Linked DNA regions of Homo sapiens: region 2 is linked to region 1. The links are chromatin contacts, found by Hi-C or POLR2A ChIA-PET in ENCODE. All regions are on one chromosome and are shown on one strand. The core of a region is the stretch at or near the end of the contact, and the rest is flanking DNA. Distances in the headings are between cores, read along the strand shown.

Region 1 (5,941 bases), core at 1,317-3,816:
ATTGATTTTGTATCCTGAGACTTCACTGAAGTTGCTTATCAGCTTAAGGAGATTTTGGACTGAGATGATGGGGTTTTCTAACTATACAATCATGTCATCTACAAACAGACAATTTGACTTCCTCTTTTTCTATTTGAATACTCTTTATTTCTTTCTCTTGCCTGATTGCCCTGGCCAGAACTTCCAATACTATGCTGAATAGGAGTGGTGAGAGAGAGCATCCTTGTCATGTGCCAATTTTTGAGACTGAGTCTCACTCTGTTGCCCAGACTGGGGTGCAGTGGCGTGATCTTGGCTTACTGCAACCTCCACCTTCCAGGTTCAAGCAATTCTCGTCCCTCAGCCTCCCGAGTAGCTGGGATTACAGGTATGAGCCACCAGGCATGGCTAATTTTTGTATTTTTAGTAGGGACAGGATTTCACCATGTTGGCCAGGCTGGTCTCGAACTCTTGACCTCAAATGATCCACCCACCTTGGCCTCCCAAAGTGCTGGAATTACAGCCATGAGCCCCCATGCCTGGCCTATTTCCAGGTTCTTAATTCCATTCCATTAATCTCTGTATACCCTTAATGTCAGTACCACAGTCTTGATTACTTTAGCTTTGTAATAAGTTGTAAAATCAGGAAACGTGAGTCATCTTTGTTCTTTTTTCTCAAGATTTTTTTTTTTTTTTTTTTTTTTTTTTAAAGACAGAGTCTTGCTCTGTCACCCAGGCTAGAGTGCAGTGGCGTGATCTTGGCTCACTGCCAGCTCTGCCTCCCGGGTTCATGCCATTCTCCTGCCTCAGCCTCCCAAGTAGCTGGGACTACAGACGCCCACCACCATGCCCGGCTAATTTTTTGTATTTTTAGTAGAGACGGGGTTTCACCGTGTTAGCCAGAATCAAGATTGTTTTGTCTGAGTCCCTTGCAATTCTAAGTGAATTTTAGGATTAGCTTGTAAATTTCTGCATTGAAGCCAGTTGACATTTTGATAAGGATTGATTGGATGTATCTGCTGATCAGTTTGGCAAGTGTTGCCATCCGAAGAATATAGTCTTTTCATCCATGAACATGTAGATGCCCCTGTATTAGTTAGGTGTTCTTCAGTCTCTTTCAACAGTTTTTTTATAGTTTTTCAGAGTGTAAGTTTTGCACTCTAAATTTGCATTTGTTAAACTTATTTCTAGGTATTTTATTCTTTTTGATACTACTCTAAGTGGAATTGTTTTCTAGATTTCATTTTCAGATTGTTCATTGCTACTATATAAAGGTATGATTGATTTTTTTTTTTTTTTAAGACTAGTCAGGTATACTAGTGAGAAGGGCGGAAGAGTAGAAAAGAAGTTAGATTTATAATGGACTCTGAGCAATCAATTGAGATAACAATTCATTTTTCTATATTGATCTTTTTTTTCATATACCTGCTGAAATGGGATCTATATTGACCTTGTATCCTGCAAACTTGCTGAAGTCATTTATTAGTTCTTACAGTTTTTTAGTGTATTTCTTAGGTTTTTCTGTAAACAAGATAATGTTATCTGCAAATAGAGATAATTTTACTTTTTTCATTTTGACCTGTATGCCTTTTATTTCCTTTCTTGCCTAATTGCTCTGGCTGGCGCCTCTAGGCAATGTTGAATAGGTGTAGCAGAAGTGAACATCTTGTCTTGTTCTCGATCTTTGGGAGAATAAGTCTTTGGTCATTAAATAGTTGTGAGGTTTCCATAGATCAGGTTGAGCAAGTTCCCTCCTGTTCCCAGTTAGTAAGAGTGTTTTGATCATGAAAAGGGGTATTGAATTTTATCAAATGCTCTTTCTGTGTCTGTTGAGATGATTATGTGTTTTTTGTCCTGTATTCTGTTAGGACATTATTACATTAATGGATTTTCAGATGTTAATGGAAATTTGCATTCTTGGGATAAATCAGATTTGATCATGGTGAATGATCCTTTTTATATATTGCTGGATTTTATTTGCTAGCGTTTTGTTGAAGATTTTTACATCTATATTCATAAGATATTAGTGTGTACTTTTTTTTTTTTTTCTTCTAATGTCGTCTTTGGTTTTGGTATCAGGCTAATCCCGGCCTTACAGAATGTGTGGGGAAGTGTTTCTTGCTCTTCTTTGATTTTTCTTTGAAAGAATTTGTGAGGAATTGATATTAATTCTTCTTTAATATTTGGTAGAATACTGACGAAGCCATTTGGGTCTAAGCTTTTCTACATGGGTAGTTTTTAAATTACCAGTTCAATCTCTTTGTTAGTTATAGGTCTATTCAGAGTTTTTGTTTCTCCTTGGTTCAGTTTTGGTAGCTTGTGTCTGTATGGTTGTTCATAGTATTCCCTATAATTCTTTTTACTTCTGTAAGGTAGATAGTAATGTCCCCTATTTCACTCCTAATTTTAGAAATTCTAGTCTTCTCTCCTCTTCTTGGTCAGTCTAACTAAACATTTATCATTGTGGTTGTCATTTGATTGATCTTTTCAAAGAACCAAATTTTGTTATTGTTGAGATGAATGAAAATGATGACATAACATACTGTAACTTATGGGATTATGCTAAAGCAGTGCTTAGCAGGAAACAGCTGTAAGAGTCCGCATTTAAAAAGATGAAAGAACCAATGTTTGGTTTCATTTCTTTCTTTCCACCTCAGGATATTTGTATATTCTCTTTCTCTTCCTCCTTTTCTCACGATTATACAGTTTTACTCTTTGGTGAGAGAATTTAGAAACTACAGTTGTCCGGGGAGGGAAAGCATTAGGAAAAATAGCTGATGCATGTGAGGCCTAATACCTGGGTGATGGGTTGACAGGTGCAGCAAACCACCATGGCACATGTTTACCTATATAATAAACCTGGACATTCTGCACATGCACCCTGAAACTTAAAATTAAAATTAAAATTAAAAAAGAAGAAACTACAGTTCTTCTTGTCTTTCCAGATATTAGAAGGGAGAAGCAAAATTTCTGTCAATGACTTCATCATAAAAGCTTCAGCTTTGGCATGTTTAAAAGTTCCCGAAGCAAATTCTTCTTGGATGGACACAGTTATAAGACAGTAAGTATAACTGGGGAAGATATATATCCATCGGTAGTTTTCTTGTATTATTTAATGTGTGAGTGGAGTTGAGGGGATAAGGAGAAATGGAATACAGAGAGGCAGATGACTTACATAGGTCAAACAACTTGAAAACAACACAAAAATGTTTATGAGTTACTGCTTTTTACTTTTTTTTCTTACTGGCCCCAATTTTCAACCTTGTTTTTGTTTTTGTTTTTGTTGTTGTTGTTGATTTATTTTTTAAAGAGATAGGGTCTTGCTCTGTTGTCCAGGCTGGTCTTGAACTCTTGGGCTCAAGCAATTCTACAGCCTCGGCCTCCCAAAGTTCTGGGATTTCAGGTGTGAGCCACAGTGTCCAGCCTGCGATATTGCTGGATTTAGCTAGTAAAGGCTATAGATTCTTTGTATGAGTTCAGCAAAGGGAGATTAGTGAACAAATATGTGTAATTAAGTTGATAATGACTGTCACAAAGCAGGGTTAAACAGATGATTTTCATTCTCCTGAACTTTACGGGCAAAATTAGAACAGTAATTGTTAATAATACAATGGTATAGAGTAGTATGGTACTCAGTGTGTCTCTTTTATCTCATTCAATTCTCATGACTATCTTATGATTTAAGTGCTTTCACTTCCATTTCTAGATAAAGAAACAGACTCCGTGAGTTAAGTAACTTGCCCTGAGTTAATAAATTAGTGTTAGGACTGTGATTAGAACCAAGATTCTGACTCCTAAGCCTATTCGTTTCTTGCTGTGTAGATGCTTCTATGTTATTCTTATTCTGAAAGGAAAAAAACAAACTTTTTTCCTTTGTACTTTGCTGTCACACAGTCACAGCACCGCTTCTGTGACCAGATGAGTAGAGGCAGGGGTGGGGAGGGTTTCCCCACACACCAACCAAACAATTAATTCTGCAGTGATTTCCTCTAATTCAATTCAATTCAATTCTGGTGCTGTCTACCTGTAGATAGTGTCAGATCCCAAAGATTGAGGGCTCAGTCCTACAAGACTGCCCTCACTTCAGATGCCAGTCAAAAGTGTAGGCCACTCATACTTGTAACTGACTGGCTACAAACTTGTTGCTGTGACCTCTTCCTTGGGTTTGATTAACTTGCTAGGACAATTCACAGAACTTGGGGAAACACTTTATGTTTATTATAAAGGATATTACAAAGGATATGGATGAACACCAGATGAAGAGATGGCTAGGGCGAGGTTTGAGGTGGGGTGGTGCAGAGCTTCCATGTCCTTTCTGGGCATACCACCCTTCCAGCACTTCCACAGTTCAGCAACTGGAAGCTCATTAAATCTTGTTGAAGGGTCTTAATAGAGGGGGCTGGGGAGAAAAAGGAAAGGAAGAAAAAAGTCTTTGTAGAGTTTGATCTCCAGGATCTCCAGCCTACATCTCCCTCCCCTTTCCCTTAGGTCAGTGGGTAGAGCTAAAAGTTCCAACTCTCTAATCCTCTAGTCATTTTGACCCTTCCAGTGACTGGCGCCATCCCGAGGTTACTTAGGGATCCCACCCTAAGTATCCGTCATGGAGCTTATTATATAAGGGCTCATTATAAATAACAAAACATACTCCTATCACTCAGGAAATTCCGGTTCTAGGGGCTCTATGACAGGAACTGGCAACATGGGGACAAAGACCAAGTATATATTATACCACACTTACTAATATTTATTAATATTTTAGGGCCGGGCTCACACCTGTAATCTCAGCACTTTGAGAGGCCGAGGCAGGTGGATCACTTGAGGTCAGGAGTTCGAGACCAGCCTGGCCAACATGGTGAAACCCCATCTCTACTAAAAATACAAAAATTAGCTGAGCGTGGTGGTGCATGCCTGTAATCTCAGCTACTTGGGAAGCTGAGGCAGGAGAATTGCTTGAACCCAGGAGGTGGAGGTTGCAGTGAACTGAGATTGTGCCATTGCAGTCCAGCCTGGGTGATAAGAGCAAAACTCTGTCTCAAAAAAATATTTTCCTAATAAATATTAAATTTAGGTTAGAATACTGCTCCATGGCTTAGAGTGACTTGTTCTAACCCTTAATCTGAGGTCAGTTCCCAGGAGGCAAACACAACTGTTTGTTTTTTTTTGTTTTTTGTGTTTTGTTTTTGTGACAGAGTCTCTTTCTGTCGCCTAGGCTAGAGTGCAGTGGCGTGATCTTGGCTCACTGCAACCTCCGCCTCCCGAGTTCAAGCAATTTTCCTACCTCAGCCTCCTGAGTAGCTGGGATTACAGGCATGCGCCACCACTCCCAGGTAATTTTTTTGTAGTTTTAGTAGATATGGGGTTTCACCATATTGGCCAGACTGGTCTTGAACTCTTGACCTTGTGAGCCGCCCACCTTGGCCTCCCAAAGTGCTGGGATCACAGGTGTGAGCTACCACGCCCAGCCCTTAAACACAGCTTTTAAACTATTGTTTCTTCTGGTATTTATTTACCTGCAGATTTCCAAATAACATTTTTCTGTTGCCTTTTATGAGTTTTTCATTTATTTTACTTTATTGACTGACTCCCCGTTAAAGAACATTAATATTTAGCTTTAGCTCCAGTCTTGGGACTAGAGAGAAAAAAAAAGGTAGGTTTGTTATGCCCTTCCTACATACACACACATAACACCATCTTCCCAAATTGATTGTAGCACAAATTTGGATTAAATCTATATTTGGGGCCAGGTATGGTGGCTCACACCTGTAATCCCAGCACTTTGGGAGGCCAAGGCAGGTGGATCGCCTGAGGTCAAGCGTTCGAGATCAGCCTGGCCAACATGGTGAAACCCTGTCTCTGCTAAAAATACAAAAAAAAAAAAATAGCTAGGTATGGTGGTGCGCGCCTGTAGTCCCAGCTAATCAGGAGGCTGAGGCAGGAGAATTGCTTGAACCTGGGAGGCGGA
Region 2 (5,941 bases), core at 1,077-3,576, 230 kb after region 1:
CAGTTAGCAGTGAATATTATTACCTGATTTCTGTAAAAAAAAAAAAGCACCCTCATATTTATATTAGCACAGTAAAAGAAAGGTCACTGGAAATTACAGCAAATGTTAGCAGTGTTGTCTCTAACTGGTGACATTGCAGTCATTTTTATTTCCTTCTTTGAGTTTTTCCCTTTTACTAATGAACATAGATTAATATTACAACCAGAAATTAAATACTGTACTTAGAAAAGAAAAGGTGCTAGGCTTGTATTAAAAATGAAAGAATTAAAGAGATGAGTTACTGATTCCTTTCTTTTAGAATGATAACCTTACCTGGGTTATCAAAGATAACCTTATCTTAGGGATGATCTGTTTAACATCATTTTACTGTTGGGGAAACAGAAGCTCTGAGAAGGAAAGTGACTTGTCTAAAGTAATAAATCAATTAATAGCAGGTTTCACATTCCTTGAACCAGTACTTTTTCAATCTACTAGTCTCTCTTTGAGGACACGGGGCTCAAGAGAGGGGCTGCTTTAGTCCCGGATAGGCCCCAAACCACTAGTGTCATCAGTAGAATGTCCCTTCCTGACTCTCCCAGGAAGCAACTTTTGCTTCTTTTCCCCTCCCAGGCAGTACAGTGCTAACCTAGGAGAAAAGGGTCATGGGGACCTGCACACGTGTTCCTGGTCCTCTCTGTGAGTGGACCCCAAGGGGTGCTCCTCAGCAGGCCAGCGGCATGTGCTATTTGGACATTCACCCTGTGTGGATGACAGCATTATGCTTCCTTTTTCTCTTATCAGCTTCAATGTATGCATGTATGTCATGCTGCTTCTGAATACTAATTTTGTCTGGATTGATTCATGTTCAGAGTGTTGGTGCTGCTGGCTGCTAGGCTTAGCATGAGGTTCTTCCTGTGTTTTGTAATTTTGGATTTGCAGGCTCATGTGGAATGGGAGGCTTTTGGATTTTTTCTTCTTTCTCTTCTGATTGTTCAACTGCACCTGTCTAGAGGTTTTGCAGTTGCTTCCTCCTGTCCCTCTGAACCCCAGGTCTAGAAACGCCTCATGAAGGTGGCTGGTGACAACAGATACTGGAGACAGCACAGTGGGTGGCTTGTCTCAGTTCCTGGAAGGGAGGCTTTGTCCTTCCCCTCCCCGGGCCCATGGCTCCCCAGGAATTTGTAACCCCAGGTAGCACTGGGCAGCCGTCCTGGAGCTTCAGCCTTGCTCACTGCTTTGGGTTTATCTTCCTTTTCTGATCCAAAGAGATATTCATACATATTTTTTTCAGCTCAACTATATCTTTTTTTTTTTTTTTAGAGACAAGTTCTCATTCTGTCCCAAGGCTGGAGTGCATTGGCACAATCATAGCTTACTGTAACCTTGAACTCTTGGGCTCAAGCGATCCTCCCTCCTCAGCTTCCCAAATAGCTAGGACTGCAGGTGCTTGCCACCACACCTGGCTATTTTTTTTTTTTTTTTTTTTTTTTTGTAGAGACGGGGCTTTGCTATGTTGCCTAGGCTGATCTCAAACTCCTGGCCTCAAGCAATCCTCCCACCTTGGCTTCCCAAAGCACTGGGATTACAGGTGTGAGCCACGGCAGTGGGCAGGAACTATATCTTTTGGTTTTCTCTTTTTATACTTTATGTACTATTGCAATGTGTTTGGAATAGCGGAGGTGCAACCAATCCAGATTCATTGTGCTATCTCGACCTAACAGGTGGTCTTTTGGTTGAGGGTGGGCACTTGGCTCTCAGGGATTGGCTCTGAAACCTCAGTGGTAAGGCGTCTTCCAGAGCAGCGGCGCCCCCTGGTGGCACGCGGTAGGATGGGCGGCAAAGAAGCACTCGGCGTGGGCGGGGCGGGTGGGGGTCGCAAGGCCACTTCTCTCCTTCCTGCAGGTTCTCAGAGATGGAAGGTGTCTTAGAGGCGGTGAGACCAACTGCCCACACAGTGTGGTCGCCCATCTATGCCACACCCAAAAATGGTCAGTGTCAGCTGGATCCACTCCACAATTTGGTCAGCTGTGTTTCCAAGGAGCCCTTCTTGTACTGAGTGGTTTCTCCTTGTAGCTCTCAGCCATGGGTCCTAGTTCCGCCATTTGAAGCCGCGCATAGCAAATGTGGCCCTTCTCCGTATTCTCTCAGATGTTTGAGGGCAGCATTAGACATTTCTTCTTCCGGCTCTCTTTCAGCCGGCCCCTCCAGACGATGGCCATTCCTGTTGCCTTGGTCCGCAGGAACGATGGGTTATGCATGAACTTTGTAGAACATGGCCTTGTCTTCACCAACGCGGAGGAGAGCCCGTTCGGTTCCAGAGAGGATGCTGCCTCATCTCGTCTCTAAAAGAGGAGGAAGGGGAGCAGGTCCCTTCACGTTCTCTGGTCTCAGCTGAGAACTCTCCCTGGAAGTAGCGGGCCGTGAAATGTTTCACAAGGTAGCATCTCCCTCTAGTGGCCACCATGGTCTATTTCAAGATGCTTTCCTCCCTTCCCCTGGCCCTCGCTTCTCAAGGTTTTTTTTTTTTTTTTTTTTCCCCCACCTCAAAAAGATCCACTGAGATGTGACAGGGTGAGCTGTAGATTGCAAAGTCCCCTATCTGGCCTTCTGACTAAAATGAACTGATTCTGCAATGGTGACTGGTGAGACAGAACTCAGATTCAATTTCTATGTTTCTCATGATTATCCTAAGCCAAAATTTGCAAATGGTTATACACATGTTAATTAGTATTATTCCCAGAAACTGTAAAATAATTGTTCTTCTTTTAGGTGGTTTCCTTATTGATTGGCTTTTTTTGTGTGTGTGACTTTCTCTGTCCATCTCTACTTGCTAATGGTTGAACTGAGGTGGTTTTTTTTTTTTTTTTTTTTTGAGACAGGGTCTCACTTTGTCATCCAGGCTGGAGTGCAGTGGTATGATCTTGGCTCATTGCAGCCTTGACCTCCTGGGATCCAGCGATCATCCCACCTCAGCCCCCAAAATAGCTGGGACTACAGGCATGTGCCACCACACCTGGGTAATTGTTTTGCATTTTTTGTAGAGATAGGGTTTCGCCATGTTGCCCAGGCTGGTCTGGAACTCCTGAACTCAAGCGATCTGCCCGCCTCGCCCTCCCAAAGTGCTGGGATTACAGGTGTGAGCCACCGTGCCCGGCCGGGTTCTTTAAGCGGCAATAACCAGATGCCTTCACACACCAGTACAAGTGAAGTTGGGGAGGTAGCTGGAAGGAGAAGGGAGCAACAAGGGAGCAAGAATGTCCACAGAGCCTGCATTTGGATCTGAGGTTACACTCCAGCAGGAGTCCTGGATCTTTGCTCTGGCTCTCCCCCAGTAAGGCGACCTGGCTTCTGTGAGCAGGTCCTCCATTCTCCGCTCGCCACTGGCAGCTCCCTTGCCTTGTTTTCTGCACCTGCCTCTTCCCTGCGCCACAGCTTCTGCTGATTCATAACTTTGGTTTACCCCTCACTCACTGTGGTCCCTTCAGCCTCTCTCCACTTGCTGCACTCCAGGACATTTCAGCCTTGGCTCCCGCCACCAACGGACTGATTTTCTTGACATTTTCCAGTTTTGCTTTCTGAGATAGAAATCTAATTGACACACCCTTCCCCTTTTTCAGGTGCTGGGCCACTTCAAAAGTCTCTAGCCAGCCAATGAATGAGCTGTTTGGGAGTCTGCTTCCTGTTGCAATTAGCTGGGCAGGGGAGAGTGTGCCATAAAACAGAACTGCCCTGCTGGGAAGTACCTGTGGCAGGGGATGAGGGCAGGCGGTTTCCTTTAAATGGGGATGTAGGTGCGGCACATTATAGAGCTATCCCATCTGGGAGCTCACATGTAGCAGCTGTGAGTTGGAACCCTTGTCTGGGAGCTGGGTGATTTGGTCTGCATTGAAGGGGGCTAGGAGCTCCCAACAGCATGGAAGTTTCAGGACATCTTGTGGTGGGATTCATCTTCTCCATTTGTCCTGCTGTGTTTCTCATTTTCATTGTATGATCAGTTTCAAGGAGAGGCACAAAGAATGGCTTGTGTGCCCCTGAGAGGGGCGTCATCAGGACTTACTTTGTGGACAGGTTGGTTGGGTGATGAGGTCCAATGTCATATTAAGGCAGAGGAACTAGGGAGTGGGGATGGCAGCCTACAGCTGGTTAACAGGGCAAATTTGGTTGAATTTGGAAAATGGTACCATTTCTTTCACACACCCCACTGACATCTTCTAGAAAACTGCTGTAGGAACTAGAAAAACCTGTGATGACCATGATGTGAAAGGAGCCCAACAGTGTTGTGCAATGCAAAACTTGCACCGCTGTTAGTAGCTGCCTTACCAGGATCAAGCTGCACACCACATCCATCTCAGCCTGCCTTGCATCTGCGAGTGTCCTGCAGAGATCTCAGGTGGCCACTCAATAGGAGTCCCTCACATGCCTTCCATTCAGAGGACACAGATGCATAGGTTTGGGGATATAGAAAACTTTGGGGGTAAAAGTGGGAGAAAATTAGCATTTCTTGAGTATTTATATATGCTAGGGGCTATGCTAACTATTTTACTTACATTGTTCATATTTTTGCATGAAAGCTGTGTTGTAACTATTACTACTTTCATTTTACAGCTAAGAAAACTAGGCACTGAGGTTCAGCTGCAGCTGCTGCTTTGGGCTGCACAAATTGCATATTTGTAATCAGGAAATGCTATTCACCTGTAATTCAAGTGACCATGTTGGTTACAAGGGGAGCCAGTATATCACTTGCCCAAGTCACATGGTGAAGGAGGAGCAGAGCTGGAATTCACACCCAGTCTGAATGACTCCAAAGCCCATGTTCTGTCTGCTACACAAGTCTTTTGAAGACCCCACAGGAGTAAAAAGTGACCAAACTTAGTTTTTTTTGTTTTTCTTTCTTAGAGAAAAGTTCCATTCCTGTATTCTCAAATCAAATGCAGAAAACATGGAATTTTATCCACAATGACAGCAACCTCTTAGAAGGAAAAGTGAGCATCTACTATGTGTGATACCTGTGACTGTCCCAGGTGTTGGGCTATAAATAAGACAAAGTCCAGCGAAGGCTACATGAGCTGGATTGTGACCAGAACAGCACCATTTGATGAAATTAATCTGGGAACTGGATTTAGTTTCCGAGTTAAAGGTTCTCCACCCCACAGAAATTTGGTTTTAGTTGGTCTGATGAGGGACTCAGCATTTCAATATTTCAAAGGTCCCTTGGTAATTCTAATGCACAGCTGGGATTGAAAGCCACAGATCTAGTCCAGCCCTTGATTGAGAAGCAGGTGTCAAGGTCACTCAGCTGGTTAGTGTAGCTGTTGAGTGTGGGCTGGTCCCTCATTGGATTTGCTGTTGTGCCTTGAAGGGCAGGGGAGGGGGATGCAAAAAGTGGGAAGAAAGAAGTGATTAAGCTGTTGGAACAAAGAGAAAGGCCCCATTTGTCTCTACTAGGTGATGTGGAGGGAGGCCCTGAGGACACTTTCTTATTCACTGGGAGTGCCCAGTACCTGCTCGGAACAACCAACTCATATTAAGTTGATTCTTAGAGGGTATTATCATCATAGTCATCCCTCAGTGTCCACAGGGGATTGATTCCAGGACATACTCCCTGCCTGCAGATACCAAAATCCACAGATGCTCAAGTCCCTGATATGAAATGGTGTGGTATTTGCATATAACCTACAATTCTCTCATATACTTTAAATCACCTCCAGACCACTTATAAAACCTGATGCAATGTAAAATGCTATGTAAATAGCTTTTTTAGTGGGTTTTTAATTTGTATTTTCTTTTTCTTTTTCGAGATAGAGTTTCACTCTTGTTGCCCAGGCTGGAGTGCAGTGGTGCGATCTTGGCTCACCGCAACCTCCGCCTCCCAGGTTCAAGCGATTCTCCTGCCTCAGCCTCCCTAGTAGCTGGGATTACAGACGTGCGCCACCACACCCAGCTAATTTTTGCATTTTTAGTA

Evidence for each region. A loop is a pair of places that touch in the nucleus more often than their neighbours do. ChIA-PET counts read pairs that join two places held with the same protein, here RNA polymerase II (POLR2A). Pooled maps may share reads with other maps.
Region 2: a loop to region 1 is called in a pooled map, with 2.6 times the contacts of the local background. The contact joins two enhancer-like sites. A Hi-C loop is called at or near these places in 1 of 50 pooled maps. POLR2A ChIA-PET finds 5 or more read pairs at or near these places in 2 of 52 experiments (RWPE1 and activated T-cell).

What each region holds. Positions count from the first base shown.
Region 1 is chr11:112,048,310-112,054,250 of GRCh38, forward strand. It overlaps DLAT (dihydrolipoamide S-acetyltransferase), which reads left to right. Exons shown (of 14, transcript NM_001931.5): 11 at 2,925-3,040. It also overlaps a transcript of PIH1D2 not described here. Among named protein-coding and RNA genes, the nearest start is that of PIH1D2, 23 kb to the right of the region's middle. Within about 2 kb of position 2,567, at least 4 of the 41 ENCODE cell types and tissues checked have a DNase peak (open chromatin) inside an H3K27ac peak, as active enhancers do.
Region 2 is chr11:112,278,310-112,284,250 of GRCh38, forward strand. The region is part of intron 1 of LINC02762 (long intergenic non-protein coding RNA 2762); the gene reads left to right. Among named protein-coding and RNA genes, the nearest start is that of LINC02762, 11 kb to the left of the region's middle. RefSeq lists an enhancer at 2,033-2,122. Within about 2 kb of position 2,327, at least 9 of the 41 ENCODE cell types and tissues checked have a DNase peak (open chromatin) inside an H3K27ac peak, as active enhancers do.